2 separate regions of the Homo sapiens genome follow, and region 1 is linked to region 2. The links are chromatin loops, found by intact Hi-C in ENCODE. Cell type or tissue: Caco-2. All regions are shown on one strand. Each heading gives the region's core, and the rest is flanking DNA. Links, peaks and the distances in the headings are about the cores only.

Region 1 (2,936 bases), core at 302-2,801, 410 kb before region 2:
CATAGTTTGTTATCCATTTGTTTGCGTTGTGAGAAAAAGATTATATGGCTAATAAAAAAAATCAAGTACTAAAATAGAAAACATATGATCCCAAATGATCAAAATGATTGTCTCCTTTATAAAATGGTTTGCTTATGTTCACATAACCTCTGAGAGTCCTGCAAGTGCACATTCCAGTAAAACCAAATCTAAGGACATGTTGACAGGAGTGAGAATGGGATGACAGTGATAGAGTTTCACGTTTGCAGTTTTCTGTTCCAGGAGCCTTGAGATTGGTTCATCCAGTGTCACACAGGCTACAGGAGCACAATGATCCATATTCTCCAGCTTACATGATAAGGCTGAATTATTTATTTGCAATCTGTTCCAGGTATCAACTGCTTAGTTGTGAGTTAGGCACTTGTGGCATCACTTATCTGCTGTGTAAACTTGAGCCAATTTCTTACCTAAGTTTTTGTTTTCTTGATAAAATGGGGATGAGATAATCTATATAAGTCACTTAACATTGTGCCTGGTACTATGCCAACCACTTTAGTAATCTTAGCCTTTTTTATAACACATATGATGGTTTAGTAAAAGCTTTCCCTAATGGCAGAGGTTACCATTGAAAAGGAAAGGGGTAAAAAGAAGGCTTTACTTTTCTTTCATTTTTTTGAAGTTGTACCACCTGTATATATTACCTGATCAAATGCCTAGAGAAAACATTTTTTTCAGAAAAATGACCTTAAGATCAATGAGTATATTTTATAACATCCTAAATGAAAATAAGTAGGATGTAAAATAAAATAAGTAGTATGATTGATTTAATTTTGTGAAAATGTACTCTATACCTCTGTTCATGAAGTATATGTAATAGAAGGCTGGAATAGACATAAACAAAAGACGGGAGGCTACATGTAAAAACTCTTACAATAGTTGTCTTAAACTGGTTGTAATTATGATTGATATTTGTGTGGTATTTTTATTTGTGTTCTACACATTTTCTGCAATAAACGTATACATATATATATATATATATATATATATATATATATATACCGTATATAGGATGAGTAACACAGTTTTCAAAAGTTTAATCATATAAATGAATTAAATACACATGATTGTTTCACACACTCACACTCATTATTCTGATTTTTCGAAATTTCTAGTCTTTAGTTCCCATTTGGCGTTTTTGTGTCAAGTACCAGCACTCTCAGCCACACGTCATCTCCTAATGATCCCTCATAGTAGACTTATTCTCTTGATCCTGTTATTCTCAACATGAGAACATCCTTTGCCAATGCTTTGCTTGTTTATGGTAAATATCATTTTCAAAGTTGTTCATTGGGTTAAGAGAGGTAAAATAAATGGAACCATATGAAGTATATCCATGAGATGGATATATCTTCATCTATCCATAGTATCTGGATGAATTCCCTTTGTTCAGGTATTTGTGCAGAGAAAGGCAGTCATTTGTGCAAAAAGATTTGAAGAGGAATCAGGGAAATTTCTCTTCCTCCCATATCCCTGAACATTCTCCTATAATGTTTGTGCTAAAAGCACAAATTGATGAGATGAGAGCAGAAAGAGAACAGTCATCCAGACAGAAAGGGAGATGGGTTTTCTCCAAGTTGGGAGAAGCACTCACAAAAGTCCCTGATACCAAATTTTATACTTATGCTAACATTTTATCACCCAATGAAAAGAAGTGAGAGGGCAAGTAGGAACAAATGAAGACTTGTATTTGGTTCCCTTGGTAAGTATTCCAGCAGAGGTCACTAAATACATTTAGAAAACCACACATTTGCTTTGACTTTTTGGAATCTTCTTAGAAGTCTTCCAAAAAGCCTTTAGACTTCCAAGGCTTGACTTGCCTGCAGCTGCATATCCAGAATAACTTAGTTAACATATTTATGGATCACCTACTATGTGCTACTATTCTCATCACTGAGAATATTTTCGATAAACGGTAGATAAGTCTTTGCCTCCATGTGGACACATAGACATTAATCTTGTAAACAAATTATGTTATTTCAGGTTCTGCTAAATTTCTGGAGAAGAAAAACTGCAAACAATAGTGAGTGCTATTGGATAGAAATGAGTGCTTTAGGTGGGGAGGTCAAGAAAGACCCTTGTGAGGAAGTGATATTTGAATTAGGATATAAATGATGAGAAAGTGGCCACATTTGAAGATCTGAGAGAAGTGATTGCAAAGCCTTTAACTCTTACAGAAACAGAAAGAAGACCAATGTGGCTGAAGCCAAAAGCATAATGAATGAGGGGAAGCCTGGAGGGGATGAGGTCAGAGGAAAGTAGGAAATGGATCATAGAGAAGCTGGTCAAGAGCTTGGATTTTATTTTGGTTGTAGTAGGAAGTCATTGGGAGGTTTTAAGCAGGGAACTTTTTGCTACAAAAAATGGAATGTTGAGAAGTATAAGGCAGGAGGCTTGGAGACTGAGGTTATGAAGCCTGCATATCACTCGTATATTCTAGAATGTAAAACTTTATTCATTTGGTAGATAATCCCTGCGTTCTTCTGAATGTCATAAAAGCAGAAATGAAAGTTAGTTATTTAGCATTTAGTCTTTGCCTTTTAAGGTTAGAGAGAGTACCTTTGTTTTCCCACATAGTGTCTCTATATAATTTTATGTTGTTATCTGTACATTGCTTGTATGTACTTTATTATGTGTGTAGTGATGTTGTTACTACAGAAACTGGAGAATTAAAAGCCATATGTCAGGTACTATGATCATGATTCTTGCTCTCATGAAGTTTACACTCTAGCACAGAAAGTATGTATTAAACAAGTAACTAAAGGACTTTGAGGGTGGTGAATGGAATACAGAATCTGTGAGAGCATGTAACAATAGAATTAACTCGATATGGAGTACTAAGAATGATGTCCCTGAGAAAATAATATTTAAATTGAGATCGAAAATGGGAAAAGCTAAGG
Region 2 (2,936 bases), core at 189-2,688:
GTGACTTGATTTGCAATCAGATTCTCCTTAAAATACTGTAATAGCTCCTTTCACACAACTGAAGCTTTTGAACTCCACTTAAAATATGAAAATTTTACTTATATTTAAAACCATAAATCTGGATGATATCAGTGAGGCAATGAGTATGGATAAGAAAAAAGTTGATCAAGAACCGATCTCTGGGGCATTCAACATTAGAAGATTCAGGGGAAGTCAAAAAAGCAAAGAAAACAGAGAAGGACCAGTCAGTGATGTAGAATGAATACTAGAAGGGTGTGGTGTCCTAAAAGCTAAGGGAGGAAAAAAAAGATGTTTTCAGGAGAAAAGAGTAGGGCCGGGAGCAATGGCTCACACCTGTAATCCCAGCACTTTGGGGGGCCGAGGCAGGTGGATCACTTGAGGTCAGCAGTTCAAGACCAGCTTGGCCAACATGGTGAAACCCTGTCTTTACTAAAAATACAAAAAATTAGCCAAGTGTGGTGGCGGGCACCTGTAGTCCCAGCTACTGGAGAGGAAGAGGTGGAAGGATCACTTGGGCCTGGGAGGCGGAGGTTGCAGTGAGCCAAGATCGTGCCACTGCATTCCAGTCTGGAAAATAGAGACTGTCACAAAAAAAAAAAAAAAAAAAAAAAAAGAGTAATCTGCTGTGTGTGAAATACTGTTGATATGTCAAACATCATGAGGCCTGAGAATTGAAAACTGGATTTAGCAACATGGAGGTCAGTGGTAACGTTTTTTTAAAGCACCATTAAAAATTCAAAGTAAAAAAAAAATCATAATAAATATTAAGAAGACCAACAAAATTCTAATTTTGACATTAAATCTACTTTGTTTTTCTTTCTTTCTTTCTTTTTTTGAGACCGTCTCACTCTATCACCTAGGCTGGAGTAAGTGACATCATCATGACTAGCGATTGAGCTCCTAGGCTCCTAGGGACTACAGACACATGTCACCACACCTGACTAATTTATTTATTTTTATTTTTTTGTAGAGATTGGATCCCATTATGTTTCCCAGGCTGGTCTCGGACTTCTGACCTCAAGCTATCCTCCTGCCTTGGCCTCCCAAACTGCATAGCTTATGGGCATGTGCCACCATGCCTGGCCTGATTTCCTTTTAAAAAATCAGTATTTAAAAATTGAGGGAAAGGTAGCTCATTTGTCAGTGCCTAAGGAATATACTCAGTCTTTATTTTGGATAATGTAATACTGAAATGATTGACTCATTAAAATTATTCACTATACTAAATTAAACAATAATTTGGTATTGGAGTATCAGTAACATAATATTTTTCTACTGTCTCACAGACAGACACGCACACACCCTTAATAGCTATAACTGAAAGTATTTCAAATAAATTTTGGATATACATTCTAAATATATCAGAAATATATTTCTAGGCATTAGACAATGGTCCATTTTCCGAACAACATTAAGCGCAACAACTTCAAGTATTAAATACAAATTACGTGTCGGAGTTTATTATAAATTAATTTGGTCTCTAATGAATGCATACTTATAGTGCCACCTACTGTCTGGTAGTAAAATTATAACATCAATCATCCATACAGGTGAATTAAGATAAAGAAATAAAATACATAATCCTCTTATTATCAGTAATCTCTTTTTGGAAATCAGACATTCTGTGCGACAACACTAACTTAGAGAACATATCACATTATTTCAATGAGGAAAAAGTATAACATATTACTTATCAACCTGCAACTCCTACCAATTTTATAAAATATATGAAAGCCCACTAAAGCATACACACACACACACACACACACACACACACACACACAACGAATCATTACGTTAGGATGTAAATGCTTAAAACATTACTTTTTGATTACCAATTACGATAGTTTTTAGTAAACAGCGGTTTCGTAGTGTGTGGTAACATTTGTTGACCATTGACATATATTCCAAAAGTCTACCAGTGATTGCAATTTTATTTGTGATGTTACTTTAGGCATTTTCCCTAATCATTTTTTTAAATATTTATATCTACTATAATGCTATAGAGTTACCTGTAGGGTCTATCATTATACTTAAAAATGTAAGGTAGAAAACATTGGCCATAATCTATCATTTATTTAAGAAAAAGGGGAAAATATTATAATATACAGTGACCTTTGAGCAGCATGTGTTTGAACCGCAGGAATCCACTTAATGCATGGATTTTCTCTTCCCCTGCCATTTCTGAGATAGCAAAACCAGCCCTTTCTCTTCCTGTTCCTCCTCAGTCTACTCAACATAAAGACAATGAGGATTAAGACCTTTCTGCTGATCCACTTTCACTTAATAAACAGTAAATGTATTTTCTCTTCCTTATGATTTTCTTTCACATTTCCTTTTCTCTTGCTTACTTTTTTGTAAGAATACAATATACAATATATAGAATATACAAAATATGTGTTAATCAACCATCTGTGTTCTTGATGGTTTAAGGCTTCTGGTCAACAGTAGGCTATTAGTAATTAAGTTTTGAAGGAGACAAAAATTATGCTTGGATTTCTCACTGCATGGGGGATCTGCATTCCTAACCCCCACATTGTGCAAGGGTCAATTATCTATATATAGTTATATAAATACATAAGTATATATAGTTATATGTGTGTTAAGTGGTATCCCATAGAAGGATAAGGAGACTCGAGCAGAGAAAAAAAAAATTGAAACAAGGCTTCCTTAAATATACCTTGCTTAGTAGATTCAACTACATAATTATAAAGCACGATTAAATAGGACAAGCAATTCAATTAAATACAGTGAAAGAAATTAAAAGCTGTATGGGGTTTTAGCAATGTAAATAGAAAATATGTAAACTAGCAGAAAAAAATTGCAATAAGGAATAAATATGTTCTATGAAGTTAGGGTATGGAACACCAACAGCCATTTTTAATAGGAAATTGTTGAATAGGGGGAGTTCTGTG

What was found. Hi-C counts contacts between places; a loop is a spot of excess contacts. Peaks named below come from ENCODE experiments on the same cell type or tissue, not always from the same donor. Only the 100,000 strongest peaks of a DNase experiment are listed, where the experiment ranks them.
Region 1: a loop joins it to region 2, with 16 times the contacts of the local background. A loop is called at or near these places in 13 of 110 quality-filtered maps.

The regions. Positions count from the first base shown.
Region 1 is chr12:21,606,131-21,609,066 of GRCh38, forward strand. No RefSeq gene overlaps it. Among named protein-coding and RNA genes, the nearest start is that of GYS2, 2.8 kb to the left of the region's middle. In Caco-2, for the core only: a CTCF peak has its summit at 1,742 (motif pointing right); no DNase peak of the experiment used is centred there.
Region 2 is chr12:22,017,564-22,020,499 of GRCh38, forward strand. No RefSeq gene overlaps it. Among named protein-coding and RNA genes, the nearest start is that of CMAS, 27 kb to the right of the region's middle. In Caco-2, for the core only: a CTCF peak has its summit at 1,536 (motif pointing left); no DNase peak of the experiment used is centred there.